Linked DNA regions of Mus musculus: region 2 is linked to region 1. Evidence: chromatin loops called from intact Hi-C (ENCODE). Cell type or tissue: heart. All regions are shown on one strand. Links, peaks and the distances in the headings refer to the core of each region. The heading gives the core; the rest is flanking DNA. Region 1 holds the start of Gm30310 (a long non-coding RNA gene). Region 2 overlaps Grin2a (glutamate receptor, ionotropic, NMDA2A (epsilon 1)).

Region 1 (9,744 bases), core at 793-8,792:
TCCTGATCTTCCTGTCTTCACCGCCCTGATGCCTCAGTGCTGGTATTACGGTGTGCACCACCAACTCCGGGCTGTAGGAGTATTAGGCAAGTACTCTGTGGCCCTTTCCCACAATGCTGAGATTGTAGGTGTTTGTGTAATGCCACTCCTGGTTTGTGTGGTGCTGGGGCTCAAATGCAGGGTAGCCTCCTATGCTAGGGATATAGGATTTTTGTTGTTTTCAGACAGGGTCTCCATATATATCCTAGGCTGGCCTTGACTTGTGACACTCCTGTTTCAGCCTTCTGGCTCCTGGGCTCATATGAGAGTCACCACAGCGAGCAAGTAAGATGTTAACAGTCCCTTTGAGCTTTGCCAACAGGCAGTAAGGAGGCTCCCTCTTTTCAAGCCGTTCCCACACAATGACTCCAGGCATTGTCTAGGGTCCCCGGCAGGCACGCCTGTTCCTCTTTGAAACTCTGCTCTGTTCCTTTCTGTATGCTTCATTAACCCAGTCTTTTTTAGTAACCAGTGGCTGAACTCCCATCTAAGGCACGGGCATCTGGCTCCATTACCCTTTACTTTCTTCTGATCTGTGCTGTGCCCTCACCCCACCTAAGCTTCAGTTAATCCCAAAGGTGGGAGGAGAAAGACCACTGACCCAAACCATCATGACCAAATTAATTAAAGCAAGCTCTTGTATGCATGTACACAGCCGCCTGCCCCTGAGGTGGGGTTTGAGAAGTCAGCATTGGATATGAGGAAGACAAGGGTTTTATATATAGCTCAGGGGTATCGGGTTTCCAAATGGAGGTTTTGGTGGGCAAAATAGGTGGGGTTACAGGAGCTGACCATAAGCATAGCAAGCTAGTCCCTCCTGAAACAAAGACCTGTCTGCAGGGGGCAGAATGGGGTTGTTGGTGGTGGTCAGATAAACTTTTGAAACAAAGGTAGGGTTGCGAGGTGGTTATAACCAACTTTTTGGAAGAAAGACATGGTTGCCATTCCTGGAGCAGGCTGTACAGAACCATTTGCAGTTAAGATTATAGGTGGTGCATAGCCCAGTGCTTGAGAAACAGGTTTATCATCACCAGGAATGAGACCAATTTGTCTTTTAAGCCTAAGATGAAGGTAGGCTGGTTCTTCACTTCCAAGGGACAAAGGGGAAGTGCAGGGGAAATGAGGAGGTAGACCGACAACAGCCTTGAGGGCTCCCCTTGTGAAGGTCTCAGAGGGCCTGGACAGCCACGGGGGTGGGGGTGGGGGTTGGGTTTGCGAGCTGGGGAGTATCGAGGAGGCACCCTCCTGCTTCTGATGAAAGTCCAAGTGACAGTGGCGTGTGGCCCATGTCCAGGACTCAGAAGGTGCCTCGGCAATTGGGTGACAACTGTTCACCCCTGCATACTCCAATCCCACTCACCACCTCTAGCAAACCTTGTGAGCCCCAATTCTAGAAGTTCCAGGAGCTGACTGGGGTCTAGTGTGTATTTATTTATTTAGGCTGAATCTTGCTATGTAGCCCTGCTCTGGCACACCTTTATCTAGCCCAGGCTAGCCTCTAACTTGAGGCAATCCTCCTGCCTCAGGCTTTCCAGCGCTGGGATTACAGGTTTCCAGCACCACCGCTGGCTTAACCATGTTCCTTCTTCTTTTTGCTTTTCAGTGCTGAGACTTGAACTCAGGATCTCGTGCATGGTAGACAAGTGTCCTGTGGCTGAGCTACATCCCCAGCCATTCCTGATTTATCCATGGCCTGCATCCTTCACCTCATCTCTACCCGAGGGTCTGATGGAGCTGAGACCAGTCACATTTAAATTCAAAGCTGTTAGCATATAAAAGAAGATTAATGTCTTATCTATCTTGGGTTCTCTGGCCCCTTGTCAGTTAGAGTAAACAAAAGCTGGGAGAGCAGGAGAAAACAGGGCAGATTTGTAACGTACGTGTGTGTGTGTGTGTGTGTGTGTGTGTGTGTGTGTGTGTGTGTGTGTGTGAGAGAGAGAGAGAGAGAGAGAGAGAGAGAGAGAGAGAGAATGTGAGAGAGTGTGTGAGTGTGTGAATGTGTGTGACAGGAAGAGAAGTTCAAGGGCATTTGCAATAACAAAATAAGGTGTGAGGCTAGCCTGGGTTACATGAGACCAGTCAGAAAACCAGCCAGCCAGCTGGGTGACACTGGTGCACTCCTTTACTCCCAGGACGTGGGAGGGAGGCAGAGGCAGTTAGAGGGCAGCCTGGTTTACTGAGACAGTTCCAGGACAGTCAGGGCTAAAGAGAAAGCCTGTCTTAAAAAAACAAAATAAAACAAACAACAGCAAAATAAGCAATCTATGCTCTTTAAGGGCTGCTGTTTTAACCCTTGTCTTCTTCTGTGCCCACTTTGAGCCATCAGGGTGTCCTAGAAGTGCACCGTGCCCCCTCAGGTTCACTGTGCTGCCCTTTGAAGGTCTCCAGTGTCAAGCCTCTCACTTTGGAGGGGGCCACAGCCGGTGTGGAAGGAGACAGAAGGCAGGACAGAACAGGGCCTCACCTGAGTGTCTGCACTTTGAATCCAGAACAGGCCACTGTGTGGCCTTCATCAAGTGCTGTTATGAGCCTGTTCTATAAAACAGGATGCCCCTCCCCAAGATGTCTTTTATTTAAAAAAAAAAAAAATCCCTCTTAAAAAAAAGTTGCACATATCATAGAATTCACTCAAATTATACAATTCAACTTAGAGTATTTAGATGTTATCCTTTTTACTTAAAATCTTGCCATGACCAGCCCTGGTCTAGAAAGCACCCTGTTGTTCAGGCTGGCCTTGAACTTGGGGTGAGCCCCCTGATTTAGCCTACTGAGTGTTGGGGTTATAGGCGTGTACAGCCACACCACTCACAATCCTCACTATGTGCGTGTGTGCTCACCCATGCTTGCCAGCAGCATGTGTTGAAGTCCAAGGACGAGTCAGGTTTGTCCTCTCCTCTCCACCATGTGGTGGAGGTCTAACTCAGGTTGTCAGGCTAGGGGCAAGGAAGGGCCTTTGCTCCATGAGCCATCTTGCTGGCCCAGCATCTGCACTGTGGCCAGTACTGGTCAATGAGGCTCTTCCCATAGACAGAGTCTCTTCTCCCTATTCAGGAGTCCAGGGCCTCAGGGTCGACTGTGACATCACTAGCCCCTCTGAAATGCTCTTTAATGTCCAGGAGGCATTTTCAACCTCATGCTGTTTTCTGTGTTGAAGAAACGCTCCGAGCCTTCCGCTTTGGGGATATTGGTAGGAACTCATGTCAGATACCCCTTTTATTAAAATCCTTAAAGTAAATGCCACTGGCAAAATGTCTGTTTAACATAGACGGAGCCTGAAGAGCCAGGCAGCTTCAACAGTTGCTCTGGAGACACTGGGCTCCTGAAAGTCGTCTCTGACCTCACAGATACCCTGTGCCATGTGTGCCAATAAAGAAACAAAGGCACTTCTGGCTGTTTGTTTACTTTTTCAAGACAGGGTTTCTCTGTGTAGTCCTAGGGCTGGCCTGGAACTCAGAGGCATGCCTGCCTCTGTCTCCCTGTCTCTCCAGTGCTGGGATTGAAGGCATGTGCCACCACCACCTCCTGGCTTTTTTTTTTTTAAAGAGTAGTGAGCGAATGAGATACTAAATAGCAGCTGTTAGTGAGGCAGTTGTCAGAATGTGTCTGAAAACTTAAAGTAGGGCTTTTGTTATTTTTATTTGAAACTGGGTCTTACTCTGCAGCCAGGGCCAGCCTCGAGCGTGAATGTACAAACCTGTTCCTTTAGAGGAATGTCCCACCTTTGCTGGCCTTAAATTCACAGAGATTGCTTGTCTCTGCTGGGCTTAAAGGTGTACCTGGTTACACCCAGGTCCTTGTGCATGTTAGACTACCCAACTGTATCGTGAAGCCACTTCCCGGGATGGTTTTGGAGAAACTAAGTGCCTTCCTGGGAATTTGATTCTTAGAATAGGATGCAAGCAGAGCCAGGAGTCAGGCACCAAGACCTTGAGACTCTCACATTCCTGCCACAACAGTTTCTCAGTCATTCTAAACTCAACCAGCAGGGGGCGCCAGCGCACCATGTTCCTCTGAGTGTCGGGTACCTAAGAAGCTGCCCGTGCTGCTTCCTGCCAGGAGATGACCTCTATGTGTCTTTTCTGCCTGTTCCTTTCAGCAGAGGAAAGTAAGGGGATGCTCTGCTTGGAGCTACCTGGCAACCAGCAACTGAGTAGTGTGATCCTGCCTCCGCAGATGGAAGAAAATGAAAGTGCAGATCGTGCTGTGGGAAGCTGTTACCCTTGGCCTCAGCGTGTTCTATGCAATACCCCGTTTGCACTGCATGTGTGTGTCCACAGAAGGATTAGCCAGAGGGAAAAAAGAACAGTGTTTTTTTCCTATAGAAAGGCAAGAGAGAAGACGACACGATTCACTGGGTAAATGAAGCTGCCACCAAACCCAGTCTCTGGGATTTACTGGGTAGAGAGGAGAACTGGCTCCCAGGGCTGTACTCTGCAGTCATGCACCTGCTACCCCCAAACAAACAAGTAAACAAGTGTTAAAAAAACAAGAACTGGGCTAGGAACTGTAGGGGTTTGAACCAGGATGGTCCCCGTAAGCTCATAAATTTTAATGCTTGGCTTCCGGTTAGTGGAACTGTTTGAGAAGGACTAGGAGGTATGGCCTTGTTGGGGAAGCATGTCACTGGGGTGGGTTGTGAGGTTTCAAAAGGCCAGGCCAGGCCCAGTGTCTCTCTCTGCTTGCAGCTGTGGATCAGATGTAAACGCTATGCTCTGTCCAGGGCCAGGTCTGCCTGCCTGCCTGCCTGCCTGCCTGCTGCCTGCCTGCCTGCCTGCTGCCTGCCTGCCTGCCTGCCTGCTGTCATGCTCCTCTGCATGATGATCATGGACTTTCTGAAACTGTAGACAAGCTTCCCAATTAAATGCTTTTATTTTTATTATTATTATTTTTTTAATTTTTTATTTTTTTTTCCTCCCACCCCTATTTTTATTATTTTTAAAAACTTTTTATTGATTCTTTGTGAGTTTCACATCATGTACCCCAGTTTCGCTCATCTCCCTGTCCCCTCGTGTCTGCCCTCTGCCCTTTCAACTCCCCCAGAATAACACACACACACACACCCACCCAAAGCATAGAAAACATCTCATGGTGGAAGCTGCAGTGTGTCCCAGTGTGTCCCACAGGATATCCCTCTGTCCACATGCCTTCACTTGCGAATGCTCATTGCAATGTGTCTGGTTAGAAGACTCTGGCTTCTGTGACACCAACATTGAATTCTCACTGGGACTCCTCCTGGTTATCCTATGTGTTCCCCTGTGTCATGAGATCTTGGAGTTTTGGATCAGCCGGAGTGGCCCTTTCACACCCCCCCCCCCAAATTCACAGGTGAGGTAGATGTTGGGATAGGCCAACTCAAAAGCCTTGGATCTGGGCATGGGTGGCAGTTGAGCAGGTCAGCCCTCCAGTCCTTACCACACCACCAGGGCCAGCTCTCCAGCACTGCCCTGGCTAGGCCACCCAATGCTGCTACTGGCAGGAAGGAGGCAGCTCTTCTGCTGTCATGCCCTCTGGGTGGCTCACCTGTACCCATACCTCTCCAGCCAGCTCCACTGTGCTGCTCAGTAAAAGTTCGAGGCCCACTCAGTGCTGTAGCTGGCAAGAGGCTGGGCCAGCGTTCCTGCTCTCAGGACCCAGGGCCAGCTTTCCTAACTGCTGGGCGTGGTGAGGGGTGAGTCTGACCAAGCCCGCTCAGTCAGTCAACAGGTTCTCCAGCGCGGGAGTGAGGATTAAAAAGAAAAAAAGATAGTTAGACAACATTGTAGCATGACCCAAGTCAATTCTCAGACTGAAGGCAAATTTAATTTTCCAATCCACTTTTTATACATTTTAATTACATGCAGGTATTTTGGGCGAGCAGTACAATAAGGAACTAACAAGGCAGTAAGCGAAGTCCTGTGATTACTCCCATGGCAGTTGTTTAAAAGGGCTTGTTATAATGACCCAACACTTGAGCCCACTTCCTCGTCCAAGCCCAAAATCTTGCCTGAAGCCTAGTTCTTCTGTTCCATCCTGAGACATCCTAAAATTCCTGCCTTACCCGACTTCCTTATTACAGCCTAAAGTTAGATTCTTACTGAAACTGACTTCCTTATTATGCCCTAATGTCAGAGTCCTGCCTGAGCTTACTTCCAATGTCAGATTCCTGCCTGAAGCCCATTTTCTGCCAAGTGGTATCCCAGAAGGCTTTCCAGCAATTAGGTGTGGGAAGGGCCTCACCTCCACACCAGCACAACCCCATGGTGGAGGAGTGGTGAGGCCAGCGCTCCCATGCTGGCTTTACCTTAGGGCCGGATCACCTGCGGCCCTGCTACTAGGGCCAGCTCTACTGTGCTGCACAGACCAGGCAAAGGACCCACTCTCCCGAGTGCACAGCTGTTGAGGGGCAAGACCCGCTCTCCCACTCTCATGACTCCCCAGCCAGCTCCCAATTGCCAGTTATGTGTGTTTCGGGTGGAGGAGGTTTATCACCTCTACACGTGTGCCACAAACATGCTGGGGAGGATGTATTTCAGGGGCAGGACACTTGGGTGGCATGAATGTGCTTGACCGGTATGTCAGAGGTCCTAGGTTCACTCCTCCTAGCTGCAAAAAACATCAAAAACAAAACAAAACAAAAAAGTATAGCAAACCTCTAAAATCAGCCTACCACCACCATCACCACCACCAGCAGCAGCAATAAAACAACCCCTCAAACCCACAACAAAACACAACAACAAAACAAGCCCCAGCCGGGCGGTGGCGCACGCCTTTAATCCCAGCACTCGGGAGGCAGAGGCAGGTGGATTTCTGAGTTTGAGGCCAGCCTGGTCTACAAAGTGAGTTCCAGGACAGCCAGGACTATACAGAGAAACCCTGTCTCGAAAAACAAAACAAAACAAAAAACAAGCCCCAAACAAACAGCAGAACACCATGGAAAGAGACCGAATGTGAGCTGATTACCTCGTGGGACTGGAGGGAAAAGCTCCGTCATCGACTTAGTCATGTTTTCTTTCAAATAACAAAAAATATCATGTTTATTATAAAGACAGGATCTCACTGTGTTGCAAAGATTGGCCTTGAACTCACAGGAATCCTCCAGTCTCAGTCGCAGGAAATTACAAGCATGAGCCACCACACCCAGCCTGTAGTGTAATTTTTAGTAGACATGGTCTTTTTCTGTTGCTCAGGCTAACCCCAAACTTCTGGACTTGAGCATGCCTCCCCAGTCAGCCTCGGGCATGCACAGCTCCAGGCACACACTGCCCTGCCTGGCTCCATCCCAGCAATGCTGTTCAAGGCCTGCCATGTTTGAGGGACTGTTTCAGTGGTGAAATAAAACAGATCACCAAGCCCAGCCCCCACTCTCATGGAGGTCGGGGCACCCACTGTGCTGATTTGGGCGATGGAGATCCTGCATCCTGGGAGACCAGGAACAGTCTGTCTCTAAGTGTTAGGGGAGCATACTCCTTTGTACTCCGTTCATTTCAGGTAAGAATCGCTGACCTGTCCAGGGCTGGGGTGCTGATTGGTGCTGAGAGATGGAAGGATGCCCTGAGCGCCTGCCCCTGCCCCCATCACTGCCGTGACTGGCTATCTCTCTACTTTGCAAAGTCAGCAGTGTGACCCACTTTGGTTAATGGAGAGGAGATTTCGAGCTGTCTTCCCAGCATGCCTTGAGGCAGCTGCAGCTATCACTGAAGCTCTTAATGAAACACCTTGAATGGCTGTTCCGATGAACAGCTTGTTGTATTAGGTTAGCTCATTCTCACCCACAACTGCCTGGGTGACAAGGGCCGGAAAAAGTATTTGTGGGTTTATATATATATATATATATATATATATATATATATATATATATATATATATATATATATATATATTTATTAAGATATGACACTTAATCGTTTATGTTTGGGCTCAGGAGTGTGGATGACCTTTCTAGCTTTAACTGAGTCTGTTCTGTATTGTAAGAGTAGCAGAGAGACTCTGCCTCACATTTTTAGAAGCCCTAGCAAGTGCCATCCACAGCCTGCCTGTTGTCTCCCTGGTCCCAGATCTGGGCTGGGCTTTCCTTGCTGACCCATGTGGGGCTGGAGATGCTGTGGGTAGGAGAGTGTCTCCTTTAGCGATGCCAAAACCTTAGCCCCTTGTATCTGTCAATATGACCTTAGGAAATAGGATTCTGGCAGATGGCCAACTTGAGATGAAGTCATGGTTTTTGTAGGGGCAGTTTGGACACAGAAATGAATACCTCCTCCATCAGGAATAATGCTATCTGAAGATGAAGGCAGAGGTGGGGGTGATGTCTCAATAAGCCAAGGAATAGCCTTGACTGCTGTGCTGGCTAGACTTATGCCGACTTGACGAAGAATGTAGTCATTTAAGAGGACAGAACCTCAGTTAAGAAAATGCATTCATAAGAGCCGGGCGTGGTGGTGCACACCTTTGATTCCAGCACTCGGGAGGCAGAGGCAGGCGGATTTCTGAGTTCGAGGTCAGCCTGGTCTACAAAGTGAGTAGGATAGCCAGGGCTATACAGAGAAACCCTGTCTCGAAAAAACCAAACCAAACCAAACCAAACCAAACCAAACCAAACCAAACCAAAAAAAGATCTGGCTGTGGGCCAGCCTGTAGAGCATTTCTTAGTGATTGATGGGAGAAGGCCATCCCTGTGGGTGGGGCCAATCCTGGGCTCTATAAGAAAACAGGCTGAGTAAGCCATGTGGAGCCCTCTGCATCACCTCCTGCCTCCCGCCCTGTTCCTGCCATGGCTTCCTTCAGTGATGGACTATAATGTGGAAGTAAAATCCTGATAAACCTTTTCATCCCCAACTTGATTTTTGGTCTTGGTGTTTCATTGTAGCAATAGAGACCCTAACTAAGTCACCTGCCAAGTCATTAGAAGCCAGAAGAGAGGCACAGGAAGGATTTTCAGCCTTAGTCTTGGAGACCCAGCCTCTAGAGTTTCGAGCCACCATAGTACTATGTATGCTAGCTCTGGAAAGTCACTGTGATGTGTGCTGGCTACTTTTATGTCAACTTAACAAACTAGAGTCATGTTAGAAGGGGGAACCTAACATGAGAAAATGCCCCCACTTAGCCTGGAGACAAGGCTGTGGTCCATTCTTGATTAATGATTGATGTGGGAGGCCACTCACTGTAAGCACCCTTGGGCTGGTATTGGATTCTATAAGGAAACAGGATGAGTTAGGCACCAGGGGCAAGCCAGTGAGCAGCACCCTCCATGGCCTCTGCATCATCTCCTGCCTCCAGGCTCCTGCATCAGCTCCTGCCTCCAGGCTCCTGCCTCGAGCTCCCTTCCTGACTCCCCTGGATGATGAAGTAAGCCTTTCCCCCACTGAGTTGAATTGACCATGGTGTTTTATCACAGCAACAGAATCCTTAACTAAGATAAAGGTAATGCCTTCCCTCTACTCCTGGGTCATCCTCTTCCAGCAGCGAAGCGTGGTTCCTGGGTCATTCCCAGGATTCCTAGTCTTTCAAGGAGGGTCTATGCTATTTGGTCTTCCTCATACAATCTCTCTTTAAAAAAATACTTATGTATCTTTATTTTATGATTATAGGTGTTTTGCATGCACATATGCCTGTGCACCACATGAGAATCTGTCTGCAAAACAACTACAGGGTCAACAACCTACATAAAGATGAGAAGTGCGACTGCCTCCTCTGATTGCAACACATGTACCATTGTCTTAAGGGTCACTG
Region 2 (8,000 bases), core at 1-8,000, 850 kb after region 1:
CCTCACCCCATTCCCCACTGATGGGCCTGCTGCTGGCTTCTCCCATCTCAGGGCGCACATATATAGGGATTTCTTGCAGGACACTCCTCAACTCCGGGTGTCCACACTCTAAGCCCCGCCTTCCAAATTGACCTTAGAGACTGGCGCTGACTGGGTGGTGCTCCTTCATTTGGCTCTGTTCTGAGCTCAGAACATCCCCTACCATTTTAACCTGACCACTTTTGAGATCCTGTACGGGACCTGCACTCCCTTAACTCCGGCTCTTGACACCCCCTCCCCCCAGAGTGACTTTTCAGGCTGAAAGGGATCTTATGACTCAATTGCAAGCTTTCCAGATCAGCTACTAGGAATTGTGGCCTAAATTTAGTGCTCTGTATGACGCAGGTACCCCAGAGGTTCCACACGAGTATCAAGTTAGAGACTGGGTAAGAGGCATAATGCTGAAAACTTGAAAGCAAATGGGAAAGGGCTGTTCCTGGTGTTGTTGATCACCCCAACTGACCACTGTAAAAGGGTACAGAGTAACTGACTATGTTCACATAACTCACGTCAGACCAGCATCTGCACCTGACACCAACTTGATAGCAGCCAGACACCTGAGCAACTCCCTCAAGCTCAAGATCGCCTGCCTTTCTGCAAGGCCTGAGAAACCATGAGATGGCTATGGTGTACCTTCCTTCCAGCTGAGCCTCAGCACCCCCACAACCCTACCAAAGTGACTTGGCAAGTACTCTCAGCCACTGGGGATGTAGCTTGGTCCACTACAGAGGAACACCCACCTTATACCTGGTGGCCAGACCTTGTCTTTGACCTCTGTAAGTTAGCTGCCGATCTTGACTCCTGGGATATCCCCACCCTAGAGACACGGGGAGGAATTACCCGAATGAGGGGGGTGAGGGACTTGCAGATCTAAACCCCCATCTCTTCTTATGCTGGATTCATATGCAGGAATTGCCCTTGCTGCTAAGCTTCAAAGTTCACTAAAATAATTTACTAACTCATGAAAGTGAGGAAGGGGGTGTGCAAGGATCACAGATCACAGGGGCTGGATAAATCCAGAATGCCTTCTTCAGCCAAAAAGATGATCTCTACCCCTGGATCAGCCTAAAATCAGAGACTAATTTTATCTAGTTGAAGACAAATTGGGTGTCAAAATTTGCCAAGTCATCAGAGAAAAGGACAAAGGCCAGGCAAGGCTGGAGAGATGTCCAGTGGTCAAAGGACTTGCTGTTCATCACAGGACCAGAGTTCAGTTCTCAGCACCTGTGTAGCTCCAGCTCCAAGTGATGTGTCACCTTCTTCTGGCCTTAGACAACATCATCATGGCATACACAATATACCAATACGTTGACAAAAAGAAAAGAAATCTTTAAGAATGAAAAAATGGCAAATCTAGGTATTTTCCTAACAAGAAAAACATGCAAATAGACAATACAAGCTTATAGAAGTGCAAGTTTCCAACATGTTGGCAGCTTTACCCAGCAGATGTACCAACAAGAACAGCAGACCTCCACCAGCCCAGCAGGGGGCACCATTTGGCAAATGGGCTGCCTGCCACCATACTAGTTTGTATTTCAGAGGACAAAATTGGACAACACGGTCTAATAGAGTTAACTCAACCAGCTGTGTGGCTGACAGACAGGTTGGCACCTGCTTTCCACCATGGATCTGGCTGAGCAGCATGGTCTATTCTGGTTCTCCTCACCATGTTAAACCACTGTAAATAGGGTAATTTCCCACACACAAGTTCCCACCATGTGTGTGCAAATGATCCTGTGTGTACTCGGGGAAGACGGGAAAACGGCTGCATGGAAAAGAAGCCAGACCTTTAAAGGACCCACAGAGTCACTGCTGAGGGAGAAGTGAGTGAATTGAAACTTGTTGCTGATGCAATATTATCTCTGGCACATGGATATGACAGTAGTCAGACATGCCACCGGAGATGCGGGGTCTCAATTGGAAGCTGAAGCATCAGGCCACAGAGGCAGTTTAGCAACAGCACAGCCAACAGCGACATTTCCCATCTGCGGGGAGGTACATATGTTCCATTGATTTGCATCCCATTGACTATGCAGAATTCTTAATAAGTCAGTTGGAAGAAGCCAAACCAGAAAGCAGTATATGTCATGAAAAATACAATTCAACTGGGTAAGGATACATATAAACAAGGGGGGAATGCTAGGGCTATGGTTTACCTAGGGTACACATAGACTTGCACTCCCAGCACTGAAAAAAAAAAAGATATAAAAAACTCAGGATTTAAATTGAGCCCATGAGCCTTGAGAACAGCAACTTTCTCTCCCTGGGAAAAGTGGCCTGGACCTACACAGCTACACGCACAATTTGGTTAATGTTGCTAATGCATACATTTTCTTCCATCTTGGCATAAGGGATAGGCTTCACGGTCTAACAACATAATAATATTCTACTCCGAACATGTTTGGGTTTTGTCATTTTCCCTTAACAGTTAAGAGCTATGGTTCCCAAACAGAGATAAGTTCTGCTCAGATGAATTGGTGCCACTGATGGCATTGTTTAATAGAGGAAATTCACCATCAAGAGAAGAACAACACTGGCCATGAGGTTAAACTGCCAGAGTTTGTGAATGCCCTCTGAAGTTAGCTAGCTAGGGAGAAGAGGGCAAGCTGTTATTTTGTCTCGTTTTTTCTGTGAAATGGAGACGTTAATATTAATTGTTACTTCTGAGGGTTGTATTAAGTTTTAACTAGTTAGTAAACAGAACATGTTACTACAGTGTTTCAAACTCCAGATCCCTGCTAAGTGGTCATCATACATGCTAATCGTGGATGTTGTCGCAATGCCACTAATTCTTAATCAATATCTCTTCTCCCTCTCGGAGATTGCTACAGGAGACAGAGACTCTTCAGTCTTACAATCTTATGTGATTTTTCTTTCTTTTCTGAATCTGAAGGCATAAGAGCTGGGACAGTCTTTGAGGCATGTTAGCTACTTTGTATCTGCTTTGCTGCCTTTCTCTGTAAACGAGGAAGAACTTTATGTGACTCAGAATTGCTGAGGTTTATAAGTGTCTTGCTCTCTCTATTTTATTACATGTATTAATTATGTAGCAGGAAGCAAAATGATCATTCTACTGTGTTATGTGACACAGACCCAAAATGTTATGACATATGTCCCTGGAAAAAGCACTGGCATGTCACACAACTTCCAAAGAGACCCTGAGGCTGAGGGGGGGGGGGGGGTCTCTGTGCTCCCTTAACTTGCAGACCTTTATAAACTGAGGCAGTTCCCTTCTTCCTTTATCTCAGCAAGGTGAAGTGGTCCTTCCTCTGTGCTGCTGTGGACTAACAGAGACACCTAGTGTCCTGCCACAGTGCAGTTTGGTGACTCATCCATTGTGCCTAGGGGTCAGCGAGAGTCAATAAGCATCTTCCAGTCCCACCTTTTCTGCCAATTACTCACAAATGCCAAAGTCTTTCCCTCTCCAGGGACTCTGTGCTCAGCTCCCCTCGCCTGGAACAATTTTTCTCTGGTTCTTTTCATGGCTGATTTTGCACCTTCCTGCTTTCCATTTAAGTGTCAGCTCCCTGGAGAGTTCTCTCTGCATCTCTCTCCACCCTCCCTCATCTGTGAGAGGCATCTCTCACACAGTAGGAGCTTTTGCTCTCACTGAGTCCTGTCTTCCTTTCACAGCAGACAGGGAACACAGCATCTTTCTCTTTCTTTTCTTTCATTTTTCCTCCCCTCCCCTCCCCTCCCCTCCCCTCCCCTCTTTTTTCTTTTCTTTTCTTTTCTTTTCTTTTCTTTTGTTTTTTGAGACAAGGTCTCATTCTGGGCTGGCTTTGAAGTCAAGGCTGTATTCTTTCATTCAGTTGCATACCCTGTGGGAGTTGGAAGCTGTGACTATAGTTACCAGTGCTGCACACTGATATGTGAACAGGAGCCTCAACACACAGCTTCCCTATTTGGTTCATTCTAGAACTTACATCTTTCACAGTTCAACTTTGTAGAAAAAAAAAAAAGTAATGATCATCTTGAAATTGGGGTCTTTCCTTAAATAAAACATGGTAACATCTCACTTTTAGTCATCTGTGTGTGTGCGTGCGTGCGTGCATGTGTGTGTGCGTGTGTGTGTGTGTGCGTGCATGCATGTGTGTGTGCGTGTGTGTGTGCGTGCATGCGTGCGCGTGTGTGTGCATGTATGTGTGTGTGTGTGCGTGTATGTGTATGTGTGTGTGCGCGTGCGTGCGCGTGTGCGTGTGCATGTGTGTGAAGACGAGAGGATGACCTCAGGTGTCTTCCTTCGACGGCATCAGAGAAGGCTGTTGCTTATCCAACACTGTCTTTGACACAGTGTCTCATTGGCCTAGGACTCAGAAGTTAGGCTGGGCTGGGTGGCCAGCTGGCCTCAGGCATCCTCTTGACTCTGCCCCACTCCATGAGAGAGTTACAGTCATGCATTGTCATAAGCAGCATTTCCTTATGGGTTCTGGGAGGGAAATTCAGGACCTCAAGCCTGGCAGACAAGAACTGTCCTGACAGAGCCACGCCTTGTAAGTTATTCTCAAGGATACAGACAGAAGTGTCTGATGCACAGTTGTGTCGTGTGTGCGTGCTGACGGCTAAGGAAGGTGACAGCCATCAACCCCCATGCACCCTTCTTCACCACGTGCTCCCTGACCCTCGTAGTTCCTTCTGTGAAGATTGCCCCAACCCTACTCTCTGGTTAATGAGACTGTCTTTCTAAATTTTCTGGAAAATGTAGCTTTCTTTTAGAAGCCCTGGGGATTCGAAATAATGAAACATACTTAATTAAGCTGTACAGAGAAATTCTGCTATCTCGGTGGCATTTTTTGTCCCACTTTCCTTGGTTATTCTGAGGACTGTGCTATTATATAAGAGGCGGCATTCATAGATGGCTTACTATGTACTGGGCACTGAGCTAGATGCTTGTCATGCACATTTAATCCTCACAGACTCCCCCACTATGAGGGGGACCGGTATTATTTTCATTTTATGGATGACAAAAATAAGCTCTACATACATTTAGCAATTTGTTCAAGGTTCCACAGCTATAAGCGGCAGAAAAAGCTGGACTCTGATCCCAAAGCCCGTGGATGCACAAGCTTGAATCCTTCAAAGGCACAAGAACATATACCATCAGCCTGAACAGAGTCCATCAAGTTCTCTGTGTGGAATCAAACGTCAAGGGACCTGTGTAAAAAATCATCCTTGTCTATGCACCCGTTGGTCAGTTTTCCTTTGTTAAATGCAGTCATGTAACTTAAAGAGTACAGTGGATCAGGCAATTAGCAAAAATACAACAAAACAGCAGCTGGATGTGGGTATACTTCAGAGTTCTTTTTACAGAACTGAACAGAGTGACTGGGATCTACTTAGGTCACTGAGAGAGTTTGGATAGTAACATCCGGGAAAGGAGCAGCAGCGAGGAGCTCAGGTACGGTTTGGCCACAGCACTAGTTCATTTTCTCTATGGCTTTCGTCTTTATTCTGCCCAGTATGTGAGTCTGTTTACTCTCTGCCAGGTTCGTTCAGCAGAGAAATGTCAGGAGAAATTCCCCACACTCATTGAAGTCACCCTGAACTTCTCTCTCTTGGACCAACTGAGATTCCTAAACCAATTGCTGAAATGAGAAGAAGTGGATTCTTATGATCAACTGCGGTGAAATAGGACCCATTTATCTCGACCTCTTGATGGGGAAGAGCAAACAATCACTCACACAGCGGTGCGAGCTGAGGAGTCCAACTTCCCTGATAAAATTGACCAACTCTGCCTCTAACGCTTCACAGACAACGCCCTAACCCCACGGCGCCATCACAAACTCAGACTTGCGCTCTAGGTGACTCCCGCTCACCTTTTGGTGTCTGCTGATTGCCTTGCAGTTCTTTGAACCCTGCAAGTCCTTTTCTGATCCTTTGCCCACACTAGCACCTTACCTAAAGCCCTCTTTCTCAGATGCTCACATTACATCCTCAGTCATTTCACCTAGGGATTTGCTAAAACTTTACTTTCCAAACCACCTATCTAAAGTGGCTCCTCCCACTGCATTCTCCATCTCCTTAGTTCTCCCATCCCTGTCAGACCTAGTTTCATTTCTGCGGCTGTAATAGAACACCCTGACAAAAAGCAACTCAGGTGGGCTTGTCTTGTGTCACAGTTCCAAGTTACACTGATAGTGTGGAAGTCGAGGCAGGAAGTATAAACAGCTGGCCACATCACATCCACAGTCAGGAGTCGAGAAAACTGTATGCATCCAGGATCACTTGGTTCTTGGCTAGTGCTCAGCTCAGTTACTCCATTTGATACAGTTCAGGAGCCCTTGCCTAGGGGATAGTGTTGTTCACAGTAGGCTGTGTCTTCCCACATTAATTAACTTAACGAAGGCCATCCTCCACAGGCAGGCCCACAAGCTACTCAATGTAGACAACCCCTCATTGAGACTCTTTCCTGGAGAATCTAGGTCGTATCAAATGGTCTTCTCAACACCAACTTGCCAGCGTACACGGTTATTCACCCTTAGTCTCATCACTAAAATAGGAGTTTTGGGAGATGAGCTTCTCTTATCTACTACACAGGCTCATGACTACAATGCACTCCGTGGCTGAGTTCTGAACACACAAAAGGTTGAGTGAATGAAAACAAATGAACACACACATGAACAAACAAGCAAACAAGTTCCAGGGTGGTTGTGAACGACCGTGGCTAGCAGATGTCTCAGGACAGTGTATGCGTCTCATTTTCACACCATAGGATAAAGACAAACACGTTCTCCCACTTCTGCATTCAGAACTCTGAGTCTGCTTCAGCGACACACGGTATTGAAAGCCAAATATTTATTAAACTCAAGGTAGAGTTTAACTCAAGTCATTGGTGCAGAATTATACTGGCTCCCTCACCACTGCCCTGAATGGAAGTGTTTACTAGTAATTTTTTGGCCTCTTTCATATACCGTGTGGGAATCAAACACTTTAAAAATCAAGGCAGACAGCCCCATTATGAACTGGATTGCATCCAGGATCAAAAGTAAATCTTGGCTTTCTTCTTCCTTTCTATCTTTTATTTCCTTCTTTCTGCCTCTTCAGTATGCTGAGGTTTCTCGCTGAGGATTTTCTCAGTTCCCTGCAGAGCTACTATGTATCAGTCCTCCTTAGACTTCACCAAGTCCAAGGGCCTGGTTCTAAAAGGAATTGGCAGAGAGTCAGTCACTCTGCAATTGTTTCTTTAACCATTTTTATTCCAATTCTCCTAGAATAGACCAGTTCCTCCTCTCTCTTCACTTGTTTTATTTTCAGTAATGCCCAAACTCAGACCCTTCTGACAAAAATAATTATTGGTACTGATAGCAAGAACATTAACATTTGCAGAATCGTTTTGTAGCTTATAGTATGAGTTCTGGTCAATTCTGTTTTGTGATCAATCAAAGATAAGCAGACAGCTGGTTCCCAGAAGAAGGCTTTCTCTGCACAGCTCTACAGCATCTGGCTGTGTCGCGGCTCTTGGCATGCACCTGGTGCTCCCTCTCATCCTTATGAGGAGGAGAGTTAGAGGATTGGACGCCACTGTCTGAAAGAACATTTTCATCTTGTGTCTTCCATGAGGGCAGGAAGCAACACTTGGAAAGTCATGCACTCTCAGATTTTCCTAATGCAAAAATGGGAATCATAATACAGCCTACTTCATAGAGTTCTGAGGACAAAGCAACAAGGTGCATGTGAAAATCCTTAGGAGCACTGGGTTAGGAGTTATCCTCGTTAATCCATTCAACACCTATTTATTAACTGGCAAAATGGCAAGGCAAAGGCAAAATGGACAAGGTCCCCAGAGTTCATCATAGTCATCACCACCAACACCACCAGCACCACCACCAACATCATCATCATAGACATTGTAACCATCTTCATCACCATCATCTTCATCTCAGTCATCATTACCATGGTCATCACAACCACCACCACCATCATCATCATCATCATCACCATCATCAAATAATTGTTACTAA

Evidence for each region. Hi-C counts contacts between places; a loop is a spot of excess contacts. Peaks named below come from ENCODE experiments on the same cell type or tissue, not always from the same donor. Only the 100,000 strongest peaks of a DNase experiment are listed, where the experiment ranks them.
Region 2: it touches region 1 in a loop (7-fold over the local background); 6 of 42 quality-filtered maps call a loop at or near these places.

The regions. Positions count from the first base shown.
Region 1 is chr16:8,879,804-8,889,547 of GRCm38, forward strand. Gm30310 (a long non-coding RNA gene) reads left to right here and starts at 1,811. Exons shown (of 3, transcript XR_001781949.1): 1 at 1,811-4,394; 2 at 9,603-9,744. In heart, for the core only: a CTCF peak has its summit at 4,022 (motif pointing right); no DNase peak of the experiment used is centred there.
Region 2 is chr16:9,733,935-9,741,934 of GRCm38, forward strand. The region is part of intron 4 of Grin2a (glutamate receptor, ionotropic, NMDA2A (epsilon 1)); the gene reads right to left. Among named protein-coding and RNA genes, the nearest start is that of Grin2a, 260 kb to the right of the region's middle. In heart, for the core only: a CTCF peak has its summit at 3,342; no DNase peak of the experiment used is centred there.